Linked DNA regions of Homo sapiens: region 2 is linked to region 1. A link is a loop called in an ENCODE intact Hi-C map of the cell type or tissue named here. Cell type or tissue: natural killer cell. All regions are shown on one strand. Each heading gives the region's core, and the rest is flanking DNA. Links, peaks and the distances in the headings are about the cores only. Region 1 holds the start of ELF1 (E74 like ETS transcription factor 1). Region 2 overlaps ELF1 (E74 like ETS transcription factor 1).

The links. Peaks named below come from ENCODE experiments on the same cell type or tissue, not always from the same donor. Only the 100,000 strongest peaks of a DNase experiment are listed, where the experiment ranks them.
Region 2: a loop joins it to region 1, with 2.2 times the contacts of the local background. A loop is called at or near these places in 15 of 110 quality-filtered maps.

What each region holds. Positions count from the first base shown.
Region 1 is chr13:41,016,035-41,024,378 of GRCh38, forward strand. It overlaps ELF1 (E74 like ETS transcription factor 1), which reads right to left and starts at 3,282. Exons shown (of 9, transcript NM_172373.4): 1 at 3,194-3,282. RefSeq lists an enhancer at 3,167-3,276. In natural killer cell, for the core only: no CTCF peak of the experiment used is centred there; DNase peaks (open chromatin) are centred at 1,317, 1,907, 2,257 and 3,317; H3K4me3 peaks cover 3,319 bases; H3K27ac peaks cover 3,639 bases.
Region 2 is chr13:40,965,250-40,973,593 of GRCh38, forward strand. The region is part of intron 2 of ELF1 (E74 like ETS transcription factor 1); the gene reads right to left. Among named protein-coding and RNA genes, the nearest start is that of ELF1, 50 kb to the right of the region's middle. In natural killer cell, for the core only: no CTCF peak of the experiment used is centred there; a DNase peak (open chromatin) is centred at 4,562; H3K27ac peaks cover 1,247 bases.

The DNA of each region.
Region 1 (8,344 bases), core at 89-8,088:
CCTTCAAGATAAACTCTCCTGAGTATTCTTTCAGTCATCTTTTATCTCTAGGCAATCTGAATCTGAATTTACCTAGTCAGTGGTTGGTTCTGTTCTTTACTTCACTTGTTAACAAGCCCTGTTTTCCCAACAGGAATTTAAGTTTATGAAGATAAAGCCCATGTTCCTAGCCTTTTGTGCTTTTTGTTTTTTAGGACAATGATGGCCACACTGTGGACGATTTCGCACCGAATTGAGTTAGGGCACTCAGAAATTTAGGAGATTCAGCAGTTATGCATAAACCATTAAAAATCTGAATTTCAGACCTAGAGAATTTCCAACCACCCCAATAAAACACACCAAAAAGTTAACAGACAAAAGATTTTGTATATACCAAACAATTCTCTTATTTCAAAGGAGGAGGAGAAGATGTGACAAAGATAAATAAAATGAGATTACTATCTTATAATAAGGTCAAATTTAAGATAAGTGTAATGTTAAAGCTTAGACACCTCTGGATTTTGTAAAGTCACATGCAAAGTTTTACACATACACATATTTTAGTATAACAAGGTATCACATTAAACAATATTTGCCCTCCTAAAAGAATATGAGGCAAGGATGGGCACGGTGGCTTGTGCCTGTAATCACAGGACTTTGGGAGGCCGAGGTGAGCGGATCACCCAAGGTCGGGAGTTCAGGACCAGCCTAACCAACATGGAGAAACCCTGTCTCTACTAAAAATACAAAATTAGCTGGGCGTGGTGGCGCATGCCTGTAATCCCAGCTACTTGGGAGGCTGAGGCAGGAGAATTGCTTGAACCCGGGAGACGGAAGTTGCAGTGAGCCGAGATTGCACCATTGCACTCCAGCATGGGCAACAAGAGTGAAACTCCGTCTCAAAAAAAAAAAAAAAAAAAAAAAAAAAAAAAAAATATATATATATATATATATATATATATATATATGAGCTAAAACTAAAGCAGAAATAAAACTGTCTTTGTATCTAGAAGCTCAAATTTAATTCCCACCTCTTCATATTTCCATCTAAAGCCATCTTAAAATAAGCAGTCATGAACAAAAAAATTCTAACAGTGAAAAACAAAAAGTTGTTGTAGAAATAAAATGAATGCATCATCTTTCTGATGAAAAAGAAAACTACATTTTCAAAATCATTGGTTGATCCATTTGGTTGCAACTTATCACCAAGATTATCACCAAACATCTTAATTAAGGTTTTATTTACTCTTAAGGAAATATAGAGCATTTCAAACAAAGCATCACTTGTGACTGGCACAAGCAGTTCCAGACTGCGAAGCCCTGCCATTAGGTACTGCATGACCTCAAGCAAATCACAGGACCTCTGTGGGCCACTGTTTCTTCATCTATAAAAGTGAGGCAGTTGGACAATCTTCAGTCACTTTCAGCACTAAAGTTCTATAAATCACTAATTCTAAATTTAATTCTGATGGGTCAGTTCAAACTTACATTCAATCTTATGGAAGGAAAAACGTGGAGAGGGAAATACTTAATAAATTGTTCTGGTCTTTTCTTGGTTCTCTTCTTTTTACCCCCCCTTCTCCCTTCTCCTTGAAACTCCACTTCAGTCTCTATCACGTAAGAAAATACATAAACAATATCTATACTACTTTAACTGTACCAGCTTCTTAAATTTAAGAAACCAAATTCCTCTACTTCTCTTTAATAAATAAGATCTTAATTATGCCGCTTATTTGTGTGCCTCTTGATTTTTCTCTTATGGATCACCACCTTAAAAAAGTTAAAAAAAAAAATAGAAAAGTCTTCATTAGATTTTTCACACAGACCAGACTAGAAGTAAATACAGCTTTTGCTTACTCAAAGGCTGACTAAACCAGCAATATGCAAACAAAGATGATAGCAAATGGCTCAGCTGAATTGGTAAAATGTCCGCTGTGTCTTTCTTGTAAGACCGCAAAATTGAGATCTGTTAATATCAACAATCCTTACAAAAGAGTAAGAAATAATAACTGATTGCCTTTGTCTCTTCCCTTTAATCTGACAGGCCTTCAAGCACTTAGTAAGTGCATAGCAAATTCTCAAAGAACTAGCTAAATATCATTTTGGTCAACAAGAAATGATTTGGCAAGTTTTATATCCAAAAACTTTATTTTTTGGAATCACTGCATATTCCAATTTTATCTTCATAAATATGTTTCAGAAATAAAATACTACTGCACTCATCTTTACAGAGCACCTAGAACTTTAAGGCACAGTAGGATGTATACTTGCCAGCCAAAATCTCATAACTACAATGACAAGTACTTCAGGAAAAGACTGAGCAATCTTTTCATTTACAGAAGGTTTTTAATTCAAGGCAGGCAAATTTTAAGAACAGTAATACAAAAGGAAGGCCAATACTCATCACTTTTTCTTTTTACACAAAATTGAAATAACTACGTTTCCTTAGAAGACAGCTTTACTTCTAAGGTTGTTACTCAGAACAAGTTTTCAGTGTGAATTATAAAACTTCATTTTTTTCTAATAGTAAATGAATCATTCTAGTCTTTCTTCCTCTATTTAATATTCACTTTTACTTGTTATCTAAATAATCTAATATTCATTTTTACTTATTATCTAAATAACAATTCATTTAAATTTCCATTGGGTTTCCAAAATGAAACATTTAATATAATTTCATTAACTTTAAAAAACAGAGAGGGAGAAAAAAATAAATAAATAACAGTCAATGAGCAACACCTATGGCTGAGTTGTCCCAAAACTTCACCCTTAGCTAAAATGCCAAAACAAAGCCACTGCCCCTGGATATTTAACATCTATATCACACAGGAATAATACGGTTTACTTAACTGTAACTTCAACTACCCCAAAAAATACAATTAGGTTTTTTAAATTAAAATTTGACCTTAGTTTGCTTTGTGGTACTTAAAAACAAATAAACAAACAAAAAACCTCTTTTATTCTTAAATTACATAGAAAAAAAATCACAAAGACATACAAAATGCTTTAGCAAGAAGATCTAAAACTTTCCAGAATTTCAGTGCTTTGTTTCCCCCTAGCAATTAAGTTCAATCAGGCATGTGACTGACCACACACATTTTATCAGAGGGTTAAAGAACACATTCAGCCATGTTCTTCAACAGGTAAGAACCACCCTCTGTTTATCAGCTCAAGAAAAAGCCAGAAGCAAACATACAAAATTGTAACAAGTTACCTTCAAGTATTCTTTCTCTATCGTCTTTTGAGCTTGAAAATAAAAAGCAATCCGACAAGTTTTAGCTGTTAAAATGGCTCCTGTAGATTGGGGAAGTGGTGTCTGTGCTTCAGCTTATGAGTCATACATGAAACCAAGTGTTTCTAAGGGAGGCACGCCCATGTTGCTGTGGACCCAATTATTCTGCTAGGTCAAACATGCAAATCTGCAGGTAAAAACGGTATAGGAAAGTGGGGATGAAGAGGCAAGGAGCAAGATCTACCTTGATTAGACCATTACTAAGCTCATATTAATTGCCATAATTTAAAACTAACAATAAAATAGAGTAAGAACCTACAAGGGAGCAAAATTAAAAACTATATATTGTTTTAAAATATAAAAATCTCAATTTTTAAAAGTTGCTTTACTATATCAAATAAAACTGTGAAAGGAAAAAAGTATGAAAGGGGATGGAAGGGAGATAGCAAACTCTGTGGCTCTTAATGTAACAATGGACTGGTGAGTGTAATCTGGCTACTCATTAACCCTCATATGAAAGAGATATATTGCTATGTAGTCTGGAAAGGCTAGCAAACTACAAAGCCAGATGCAGATCTGTAAGTTCACTAAACAGATAAAATCCACTAGAAAATTCAAAGTTCAGTGGAAAAATAAGTGTGAATTAAACTGGTTTACAGAATTTTTAAAAACCCACACTCCAATGTTAGGAATTTAAAGTCCAACAAAGCAAAATGATTTTAAATAAACTGCAAGCTTGATAAAACCCTTTTAAAAAAGTATTGGTACGATCATAGTTCATAACTCTACTACTTCCAAATGATAGCTACAGTTTGACTTACCTTTCAAGCAAAATTTTCTACATGTATTTCAAGCCTCTTGTGCCAGGCACCCTGCTACAGCTCCACTGCAATTGTGGCAAGGCCAACCTAAGGGGACAACTGTGGCCAGTGAAGCTCTGCCTTCCAAGTCAGAATACATCTGACAAAGTGCCCAAGCCACTGAAATATTACTACACCTACTTATTCTGGCCTCTGGGTGAATACTTATTAATTTATTCTAAGAGCTTAAATTAATCAAAATGGCTTGAAAGCACTAAGTACTTCCAAAGCGCTTGAAATGATAAATGCAACTCAATAGATAGCCTTCGTCCTGGTATCTTACAAAAAGTAAATAGGATTTAGCAAGGTTTTCTCCCTTTAGTTAATTAGTTGGGAGTTTATTCTGGCTTACCAGAGGCATAGTTGAGAGCACAAGCTGTCACTGACTTAGGAACTTTACAAAATGCTGCAAAACAGCAATGATTGTGAACCAACTTTCTGCCTGCTGTCTATTTATTCCTTACACTGAAGATTGCTTGGTTTATCCTTTTACTGAAAAATAATCTCCATGGTTTTACAAACTGTTAATTAAAAATTTATTAAAAAGAAATATAGACCATGTTTTCTCCTGTCAAATGTCATATTTAGCTTACTTTAGTTCACTTACACAAAATGACTATTCAGAGCCCATGCACCAAGAAACAAGGTCCGCTGAGCAGTCACGGGAGATTCACTTGTTCCCTGGAAAGTTCCCCCCAGGTAATTTTCCATATCTGAAATTTATTTTAGATAACATGAATGTAAACCTAACAATTTGATTATCTTCTTTTGGCTAATTAGAAATAAAAACTGTAACAGGTAAAAGAGGGCAACAGTATTATAAAAGGATGTCAGAAAAAGTGAAATAGCTGATAATGACATTAAAAAAACCCACCTTACAAAACTAAAAATAAACATAACTTTAAAAGTATTCAGATATGAAGCCATTATATAAGGTCAGTAAGTTGTAATATTCCCTAAGTATATTACCATACACTAAGTGTCTCCAAGTCAGCATTAGTTTAAGACAGGCCTTCGAAAGCCAAAGTGTGTAACATCAAGTGTGTGAGATGTTTTATGTAGAACAGGTATCTAAAAGGATAAGCTTCTGCTATTGAGAAAATCCATTTATATAATGCACCTCATTACTTAATAATGGCAAATATTCCAAACATAATTTAAAGGAAGTACTCTGGCCACCAGTAATGTGAAGAGAATTAAAGGGAAAATAATTACACCTCTTCAACAGAAACAAATATCTTAGCTGTTCCTAAGGAGATGACTCCAGAGCTGCCATTACAATATATTATCCCTCTGCCCAGGGGTATCCCTATTAGCATTATTCTATCACCTACAGGAACTGGATCCTTGTTCTATTTACAGCCCCAATAAGTCAATCTCTGCATATGAGAGGATCAAAGAGAAAAAAAAAGGCAAACAGTTTGACACAGGTTCTAGTCAATCTACTTGGGTTTCAATCCCAGCTCTGCTACCTATTAGCTATGTAATCTTGGGCAATTACTTAACAATCCTGCATCATAACTTATTTATCTATCATTTAGCCTAATAGTATCTACCACACAGATTATGAGGATTAAAATAAGTCCACACACTGCTATCCAGACTACATAAAGCACTTTCACAACTCAAAAATAGGAAAACAATCCAGTTTTTTAAATGGTCAAATCTGAATAGACACTTCACTAAAGAAGTCATACAGATGGCAAAAAAAGTACATGAAAATATCTCAACATCAATACTCAATAGGGAAATGCAAATTAATGTGACACCACCACAACAAAACAAAACAAAAACCACCAATAATACCAAGTGTTGATGAGAACATGGAGCGACTACAACTCTCATATATTGCTGGTGGGAATGCAAAAGTTTAGCCACTTCGGAAGATAGTTTAGCAGTTTCTATAAACATACACTTATCACATGATCCAGTAATCCCATTCCTAGGCATTTACCCAAGAGAAATGAAGATATGTGTCTATTTTAAAACTTCTATGCAAATATATATAGCAGTTTTATCATTCACCAAATATTGAAAACCCAAATAATGTCCATCAATGTGTGAATGGATAAATCCATGTAATGGAATGGTATAGTATATCCATATAATGGAATGCTACTCAGCAACAAAAAAGGTCTGAATTTCTGATATATGTGACAACATGGATGAACCTAAAAGCATTAGGCTGAACAAAATAAGACTGACTCCATGACTCTGTATGATTCCATTTATATGTGACATAATGGAAAAGGCAAAACAGAAGGCACAGAAATCCTATCAGTTCTAGGGGCTGGAAATGAGGGGAGGGGGTTGACTACAAAGGAAGACAAGGAACTGTTGAGGGTGACAGAAATATTCTGTATCTTGACTGTGGTACCGGTATATGACTTATGTACATTGTCAAAATTCATAGAGCTATAAAACTAAATAGGGCAAATTGTACTGCATATAAACCATACCTCAATAAAACTGATTTTAACAAAAAGAAATCTAGGCCAGGCACGTTGGCTCACGCTTGTAATCCCAGCACTTTGGGAGGCCAAGGCAGGTGGATCACTGAAGTTCAGGAGTTCGAGACCAGGCTGGCCAACATGGTGAAACCGTCTCTACTAAAAATACGGATATTAGCCAGGTGTGGTGGCAGACACCTGTAATCTCAGCTACTCAGGAGGCTGAGGCAGGAGAATCGCTTGAACCTGGGAGGTGGAGGTTGCAGTGAGCCGAGGTTGCACCACTGCACTCCAGCCTGGGTGACCAAGCAAGACTCTGTGTCAGACCTCCACATTTTGTAACAAATATCCAAGTTCTGCACATGTACCCCAGAACAGAAAGAAAGAAAGGAAGGGAGGAAGGGAGGAAGGAAGAAATAAATCTAGTTTAGGTATATGAAATGTACATACTGTGGGTATGTTTATTTATAAAATTAGATATGGATCAAGTCAGTATATACCTTATATAAAGCTTTCATGGCTGCTCATGGAATTGTCAACATGTATATTTGAACTATTAGCTGAGAGAGATTGAGTCAACTGAATGAATTTAAATGCCAACTAAATTTCAGATACTATTTATTTCCTCCACCAAAACAGAATTTATAAAAAGAATTTATTGTGCTAGGGCTCATTTTTCCTTTTTACTGTTACCTCTTCCCTTTGAACTCAAATCTCAAAACTTCTAGTACAAAAATACAGAATACTCTAATTTCCATATCTAGGAAACTTAGGCTAAAAAAAGCTTTGTTTGAATCCGCCCCATAGGTCGGGAGCTAACATGCTATGACTATCAGAGATGGAAAAAGAAAAGATCACACCATTAAAATGGCAAATGACCAAAATCAATGTTCCCCACTATTTAAATAGAAAAATAAAATTCAGAAGACTGAGATTGAGTGTTATGAATCTTTCAATCATGCAGAATTTATTTTGTTGATGTTAATGCCTCTCAAAAATATAATCCCAGGTTCCAAGAATTGTGTAGAATTTCTACATGTGAGCTTAAACGTAAAACACAGTTAATTTTCTATGCTCTATCACTAGCTTTGTTAAACCAAATCCTCTTTCCCACTTCTGCACGGACAGGTAACTAGGTGGTACTTTTTACCACCCACAAAAAGCAGGCCTCTTAGGCAACAGTCTATGTATTTTCAGGGGCTTATCAAAGGCAAAAGGGGCCATGGCTTTTGTCTGCACTATATTCCCATCACCTAGGACAAGGCCCAAAACTCAGCAGAAATTCAGAGACATGAATGAGTGACTTTCCTAAAACTGCTCACTGAGGGGAAAAATGTAGCATATCAGGATTTTCGTAAACATTGAAATATCTTTAAAGACATGACTTGGCCCCTATGACTTGATATAGACAAATTCAAGGTTCTATTGCAGGTATTATTCTGGGTATTACTGTTTCCTCTGATATTAAAAATAACCAAGAATTGATGGTATGATTATATTCTTTATAAAGCTCCCAGGTAATATGCTGACTGCAATCTCAAGTTGTTTGTATAGACATATTTTATCTCTCATAATTAAATTTTAAATTCAATATTAAAAATAATGTATCTTTTACTTCAGTAGCCTGTAACCAGGAATGTACCCCTGAAGGAGCTTTATGAAGACACATGCCAACTCCTGGAAATGGATTCAGTAGTGCAGGTGGAGGTCAGGCTTATGAGAACCACTGCTGTTTTTGTTTGTTTGTTTGTTTGTTTTGGGGGGGGTGGCTGTTTTTGTTTTTTGAGACAGAGTTTTGCTCTGTCACCCAGGCTGGAGTGCAG
Region 2 (8,344 bases), core at 186-8,185, 51 kb before region 1:
GCTTCAGGAAGATAGCAGATATTCATAAAATAGCCACACTCCTAATAGTAAGCAATAAGATGTTACCTACTTTTAAGAAATGAAGGTGTTGGCCGGGTGCAGTGGCTCACACCTGTAACCCCAGCACTTTGGGAGGCCGAAGCGGGTGGATCACCTGAGGTCAGGAGTTCGAGACCAGCCTGGCCAACATGAAGAAACCTCATCTCTACTAAAAAATAAAAAAATTAGCTGGGTGTGGTGGTGTGCACCTGTAATCCTAGCTACTCAGGAGCCTGAGGCATGAGAAGCTTGAATCTGGTAGGCAGAGGCTGCAATGAGCCCAGATTATGCCACTGCACTCCAACCTGGGTGATAGAGCAAGATTTCATCTCAAAGAAAAAAAAAAAGAAATGAAGGTTTCAATGCTTCTTTGATGCCTTAACAAAAACATTACATTCCATTTGACTGGCTGCTACTTTAAAAAATGACCTTCCAAACCTTCCAAACACTTCTAAAAACTCTCATCATTTAAATAATTAGATTAAGCATCTTTTCTTTTATTTGCATCATGAAATCTAATTAAATTCTACTGGTGCTTATCAATTTTCGCTGTACAGTGGGAAACATTTAAGAATATCAATATTTGACCCCACATGGGATAAAATAAATCAGACTATCTGGGGGTGTGACCAGAGCCTAATATTAAAGCTCCCCAGGTGGGTCCAATTTGCATCCAGGCTTCAGGACCACCGCTCTGAAGAATGACAACATTCAAAACTGCATTCCCTAAGTTGAGTCAGCTCTAATTATTCTTGCTAAGATCTGGGATATTAGTAATTCAAACAATTACATTTTTATATTATTAGATCTTTTGCTATTTGTCACTTGCAGATTATTTTCCCCTTTGGTTTTTGAACAGAACCAAAATAAACCACAAACCATGGGAACAAGAGAGGGAAGATCTCCTGGAACTAAAATCTATCAAAGATCAGGGTTTCCAAAGCTTCAATATCTAGAAGCAAATTACTGCAGTGATAAAGTAATTTTCAATTGTTTCATAACTTTCTTGAAGGTCTTAACAGCTCCAAAGAGATTTCCCCTTTCTATTAATTATAGATAAATTTAGGATATATGTTGAAAGCAAAATTTCAGCAAACATTTTTGGAGCAATAATAAAATTCAAACCAAGTTTTAGCAGAAGAGAGTCACAGTTCCCCAAATTTCAACATTGTCCACGATATAGTTTCCACTTGTGGTTGATCACGTATGTGGCAATACCATCAAGTTAAAAAGAGAAGGAAAGCGACCAATGTAAGCAGGACATTATGTGACTCCCCTAACTAGGCTTGCTTGTTCCACATACCACAATCCAAGGTCCTATGTGGATATTTCAGAAACCATGAATCATTATTCCAACTTCATTAATAATTTTGTTCATCAAGTTTTTGGGTATCAAAAAGCACAAGAACTTTCATATAACTTGTTTACCAAGTTTCTCTAATAGCAGAACTCAATCTGGTATATGGTGATTGTGAAACATCCCATCAAAATCCTCTCTAAAATAGCTTAAAATGAAATACCTACAAAATATTTTCCCAAAACAAAAAGCAAGTTAAATTTAGTCTCTAGCATTTTTCCAAAGCAGACACTACTTTTTAAAGACAGGTGCAAAATGAGCACACCTTCGAGTAGTTCACGCAACATCTTTGCATCAAGGCAAGAAAACACCAAGAGGGGTCTGGTGCCTTACTCCTCCCACAGTCTTCAACAGCTCCCCTGACTCCAAAGCCTGTCCAATAAGCACACAAATTAAACACTGCACTTGCTATGAAAACACATCTTTGAGACAAATCCCTGTGCCCAGCCTTCAAATCAGACTGAGGCCCCAAAGCCTTATCCTATGAAGACACTGCTTTGAGGACTTCTGAATTATTCTTGAAATCACTTCCTTTTACATTTGATTTAAAAAACAAAAACCCAGCACCTTACTCTATTACAACACGATCTGACAGTACCTTACCATGCAGCAAATGCACTACATACACACATGGTGAACAGGGTGTAACAGTAAAAACTCAGGTTCTTATTTAAGGTAGGACTCCACCATGGCCTGGGTATTTGAACTCATGCAAGTTATCCAGCCTCTCTAAGCTTTAGTTCCTACATCTATTCAAAATAAGAATAATAGTATCTTCTGGAATTGTTGTAAGAATAATGTGTAAATAAATCATTTGTGATAATGCATGGCATATAGTAAGCAATAAATAAAATGTTTTGATGATTAAAGCCCTTCAATATTTGATACGGATAGAAATAAACACTCTCAAAAACTGACTTACTACAATCTCACATGGACAGGCATGGTTTTGTTTTTATTTTTTTGAGACAGGGTCTTGCTCTGTCGCCTCGCTGGAGTGCAGTGGCGTGATCACAGCTCACTGCATCTGTGAACTCCTGGGCTCATGCAATCCTCCTGCCTCAGTCTCCCAAGTAGCTGGGACTATAGGCGTATGCCACCATGTCTGGCTAATTTTTTTTTTTTTGTAGAGATGAGGTCTCTCTATGTTGCCCAGGCTGGTCGCAAACTCCTAGGCTCAAGCAATCCTCTCCTGCCTCGGCCTCCCAAAGTGCTGGGATTATAGGTGTGAGCCACCATGCCTTGTCCTTTTTGTTTATTAATTATTTTTTGCTTTATTTATTATTTCTTTTGCTTTCTTTAACCTTTAAGCTTTGTTGGGATTTGATTTTGTTTTATTTTTAATGAGAATAGTCTTTTCAAAACATAGGTGAACAAACCTTAACCATCCACACTTAGCAACAACATTTAGCTTCAACTAAAAGCAAATGTTGATACATATGTGTGTTCACTTTGTGAAAATTCATAAACTGCATGCTTATTACCGACATACATTTTTATATTAATGCTACACTTCAATAAGAAGTTTAAAAAGCAGAGGTCCATCTGATGGGAGAAACAAAACTTCAAAACATCTTCAAAATACTATGATGGTATTCCTTCATTACCTCATATAAACCATGATAAAATTAAAGGAAATCGCTACACACAGTACATCTACATGGATAAACACACACAAAAAATTAGGGTGACTGGTGAACAAAGTGAAAAGTTGAAATCCTTTCAACAAATCCCCATGGCACATTTTTAATAATTATCTTTGGGAATAAATAATACAGAACATATTTATATTCCAAGAGTATGAAACATCATTGCTTCCTTTCCATATAGTGCCCCTCCTCAATGGTTTCTACTATTTCTAAATTCCAAAGTGTATTTTAAATGATTTCAGGAATTGATGTATTACACAAAGCAAGCTAGGATTGTACAATAGATTTCCAAAGCCCAGTACAAAGTTTTCTGTGAAGAATTCTTCATAGCCAAATTCTCCACATACTTTAAAAAAATATGCCACTAAAACAGCTCCAAATATTTCTGTTGATTAACTCAAGCTCCCTGTAAACACTTTCTATATTCTTTTTTTTTTTTTTTTTAGACAGGGTCTTGCTCCGTTGCCCAGGCTGTAGTACAGTGGCACAATCACAGCTCATTGCAGCCTTGACCTCTGGGGCTCAAGCAATCTTTCCACCTCAGCGACATGAATAGCTGGGAGAACAGGCATGTGCCACCACACCCAGCTAATTTTTGTGTTTTTTGTAGAGATGGGGTTTTGTCATGTTGCCCAGGCTGGTCTCAAACTCCTGGGCTTAAGCAGTCCATCTGCCTCAGCCTCCCAAAGTGCTGGGATTACAGACATGAGCCATTGCGCCCAGGGACCTATTCCTTATTATAAAATAAAAAGCAGTTTTAGCAACCAGGCAGAAAAGTTTATGTAGTTGTAGTACCCACTGCTCAACACATTGGTCTAAATTATAAGAACATCATAGTTTTACTGACTACAGGTGTAGTACATGAGTCTAGTTCTTAAAAATGTTATACATAAATGTATTTGGGAAAAAGTAAAAAATCGCACTAATCCTAGATATAATCAGTATAAAAGACAATTTACTTAATAGTCTTCCATATTCTCTTTTTCCTTTATGGTTCTTTTTCTCTCTTATACCCTAGCATAATGGTTAAGAGTTTGGGCTCTCTCAGGTCAGTCAATTTCAATACAAGTGGCACTTTACAGTTGTGTGTTTCTGGGTAACATGCATTCCTTCAACCTCTTTGAGATTCCTCATTATACATGTTTTCCTTACTTGTAAAATGGGGATAACAAGAGTTGTCACACCATACAGGCTTTTAAAGATGAAAATATAAAATGCATATCACGTGCAGGGCCTGGCAAGGGTAAGAGACAATAAGTGTTCATTAATTATTAAACAGCACATAAATTTTTAGATTAGCCTAGTGTTTATATGTGTGTATGCAAATTCTGCCAGGTTTTGGTATCAGTGTTATGTCAGTTTTGTAAAACTGAATTAGGAAACTCTCTCTGAACCGAAACTGTTTAAATTAGTTCATTAAATTTTTAAGACAGGGTCTCTGTCAGTGAGACTCCAGGCTAGAGTGCAGTGGCACAATCATGGCTCACTGTAGCCTCTACCTCCTAGGCTTGAGATCCTCCCACTTCCGCTTCCCAAGCAGCTGAGATCAGAGGTACAGGCTGCCACATCATGCTAATTTTTAAATTTTTTGTAGAGATAGAGTCTTACTATGTTGCCCGGGCTGGTAAAGTTGAAAATCACTCACTCACGAAACTATCTGGGCCTACAGGTTTTGTGCATGTGGGGATTGTTCCCTGGCAATTTCCTCAGTTTCTTTCATTGTTACTGGCACATTTTCAAAGAAAAAAAAATCTACATTATTACCATTCCAAAAACTTAAAATATTTCAATGCATTAGCTCAAATGATATAGCAAATCCTTATACTGTTCTGCATTATCCCATCATCCCTTAAAATATAAACAAACAAATCAAGTGTCGTCAAGATTAATGAGGAAATTAACGAACAGCTAAAAGACAAATTATCCTCTAGTTGATACTCTAAAAGAGTGTTACTAAATCAGAACTGGAATCTAGACTTATTTAGTAATTCAGCTAGGTTACTTTGAACAGTAATTACTCTGGATGCCTTTGTAAGCTTGCCCTACAAATCTATCACAGGTGAAAGATTCTAATACAGGTCTCCTAGTCACTTAGTAATAAATTCAAGATAACATTATACTATAGAAAACGGGAAAAATACGATCTCTATCATACAGTGACTTGTAAGAATCCAAGTGTATACAGAAAAGACTGTAAACTACAAAGAGCTGTACAAGATGTTAGGCAGTGTTATCTTTACATTGTATTCAAGACTAAGGCAAGTAATGTTTTCTTGGCATGGAGGTTAACATGCAAAGATGCTGCTTTGGATGTTAATCTTCGTGCCAAGTATGTTTGGATGTTAACCTCCGTGCCAAGAAAACATACTTGTCTCTATTAGCCTCCTTACACTTCCCAATGGCGTTTGTTCTCTAATATCCTCATTTTTATGGATTATGTACCTGCTATAAATGTCACATAGATAAACATGTGGTTTAATTAAGGGGAAAAAAGGATTCAAGTGTCTGGTCAATGTACTTTCAACTAAAAAAACTCACTACAGCGCTGTGTAAAAAGTGTTCTCTAGTCTCTGTCTTTGGGAGTCTTTCAATATAATAAACTATAAAATAGAATACAGTGGTACCCCTAATGTAGTGATGACGGAAGCAGCTACTATGTTAAGGACGTCATATGGCTTTATCCACTCAATCCCCACAACACTAGGCTATATATTATTGACACATACTAGTCACCCAGCCAGAAAAAGCTGAAATCTGAACCCAAGCAATCTGACTCTAGAGTCCACAAGTTTAACCACTACCAGTACAGGATCCTATAGATAAACTACTTAGAATTTATTACTAAGTCATAATGAAAGTCTCATTTCAATTAACGCTTGGATAAAAAATGTATATTATATATAGATTGATAGTTATCTTCTAAATGATCACTGTATTAGACCTACAGCTGAAACAAGTTTGTTTTCTTTTTCTTTTTTTTTGAGACAGGGTCTTACTCTGTCACCCAGGCTACAGTGCAGTGGCAAGATCACAACTCACTGCAGCCCCCACCTCCCAGGCTCAAGTGATCTTCCCAACTCAGCCTCCTGAGTAGATGGGACCACAGGCAGGCACCACAACACCCAGCTATTTTTTTAATAGAAACGGGGTCTCCCTATGTTGCCCAGGCTAGTCTCAAACTCCTGGGCTCAAGCGATCTTTCTGCCTTGGCTTCCCAGAGTGTTGTGATTGCAGGCATGCGCCACTGCGTCTGGCCAGTATTTGAGTGTTTCTGAAAAAATCCTGGCTTCTCTCTTGCACAGCACCATCAAAAACATAAAGGTCTAAGTAAAATGGTCTTTTCTCCAGAATTCCCCAAGATAATGTTTGAAATTCCATTGCAAATCCTTGTGGAGTTATTTTTTAACAAAGTCTAATCCTAGTGTAACTGTGTCATGACAATTGGCTTTCTTTAGTCTTTGCCTAGATTCTTCTTTTTGTAGCCAGGATAAATTACAATTTGGCCATACATCTCAAAAAGTAAGAGTCAATGAGAATGATCTGTTTTCTTATTGGAATGTCCACATTAAAAGCTTAATAGTATTGGTGGGTTGTGTATGTGTGGGTATATGTAAACAGAATCAGTTATGAGGTAAACAAACAGGTAGTTTTTTTTTGGGGGGGGGTATAGTAAATTTTAACCAGATGTAAATGTTTACTTTACTTACAAACTAAGTAGATTAATAAATATCAGAGTAGTCACTACCAGACAGGTAAGTGTTTTAAACATGCAGATTCCATATAACTCAAAGAATTTTAAAAAATCATAAAGGGCAATTTCTGCTATGAAAAGATGGACTTTGACAAGAATCTTATACAATATGTACACAGCAAAGAATAAAATGAGGTAAGGCATCCTTGAATACAGGCAGTTTAGCTACAATAGAGTCTCTCCCAGAATGGAAAATTCATACTACCTGCTCATAGGTATGGGAGAAATTAGTGGTACTCCAAAAAAACTGAACAACGCCAGGGCAAACTATGTCGAAACAAATGTTAAAGGAAAATGCTCCCTTACGGCATAAGTCCACCAGATTTTTAAAATCCTGAGTCACAAGTTTATTGGCTTATTCTAGAATCAAGACAGCCATTCTGGATTATCAAAGGAAAAATGTGACAACAGAACAAAACAAAACGATCTGAATGAATTTGTATAACTGGTATGCAAGTCACAAAAATCACTTTCATCACCTCACTTACCCAGTTGGATAATAGAGATTATCCAGTGTAAGACAAGAGCTATTAAAGCTTTTTCTTGATTTATCTCAGGTCATTAATATGAGGACTGTTCCATGTACCATGCTATAGGTAAATGCATTGCATAAGCATTTAATGCTCATAACCTTGGGAGGTAATTCTGTTATTTTTGTGAAAGAAATAAAGCTCAATGATATGTAAAAACTTGTCTAAAGTTACACAGCTAGAGCCAGGCTCCCAAATTGATGTTTTTTTAATGCCATATCACACAGACTCTTGATTGACAAACATCAGTTTTCATGATTAAATGTTATGTCAAAGTTGTGGGCAGTGGACTGAACACACACTAATCAATCACTGTTTAAAAAATCATCTCCCACCTAAGTCTTTAAATAATACATTATTTCCGAATGTGTGTGTTGAGGTAGGAAAGGGGAGGGAGGAGATTACAGATAGCTGGGCTTCCCAGTAGCTCCTTTCCAACAGAACAATGGAATTTTGTTCTAAAAGTTCTTGTTTTTATTTTGCATATGCCACAAAATAAAGTAGAATAGGGCAAATGCAGAAATCATGTAAAACCATAAAATATAATAAATCATTAAACTGTCACCTAAAAGATCACCTTTTAGGAGGGAAGCTTCTTTCCTAACTTTAATCTTCGCATCATCCTGCTGATAAGTTTCCTGGTCTCGTATCTTCAGTACTTTCAACATCACATTTAGTGGGAACAGGTTAAATGGGTCAGCTTACAAATGTTTTACCAGTCAAAATATTATAATGTAGCATTTCTAACAACAATTCCTTGGCAATTTTCCAAAAGAAGAATTGCTCTAATATTGAGAATTTTGGTTACTATTTCTAAAACACACACAAACAATTATTTTCATCAGTACTCTCTAAATATGTTGAAAATGACCCTCTTTTTTAAAAAAGGCCAGTTACACTAACTGTTTATATAACTGCCTATCTTTTATGTGCTATGTGTTCACTGAAATGGAAAGGAGACAAAAATTTTCAAGATCACATAGCAAAACTAAGACACATCAAAGGTGTCAAATGTTAG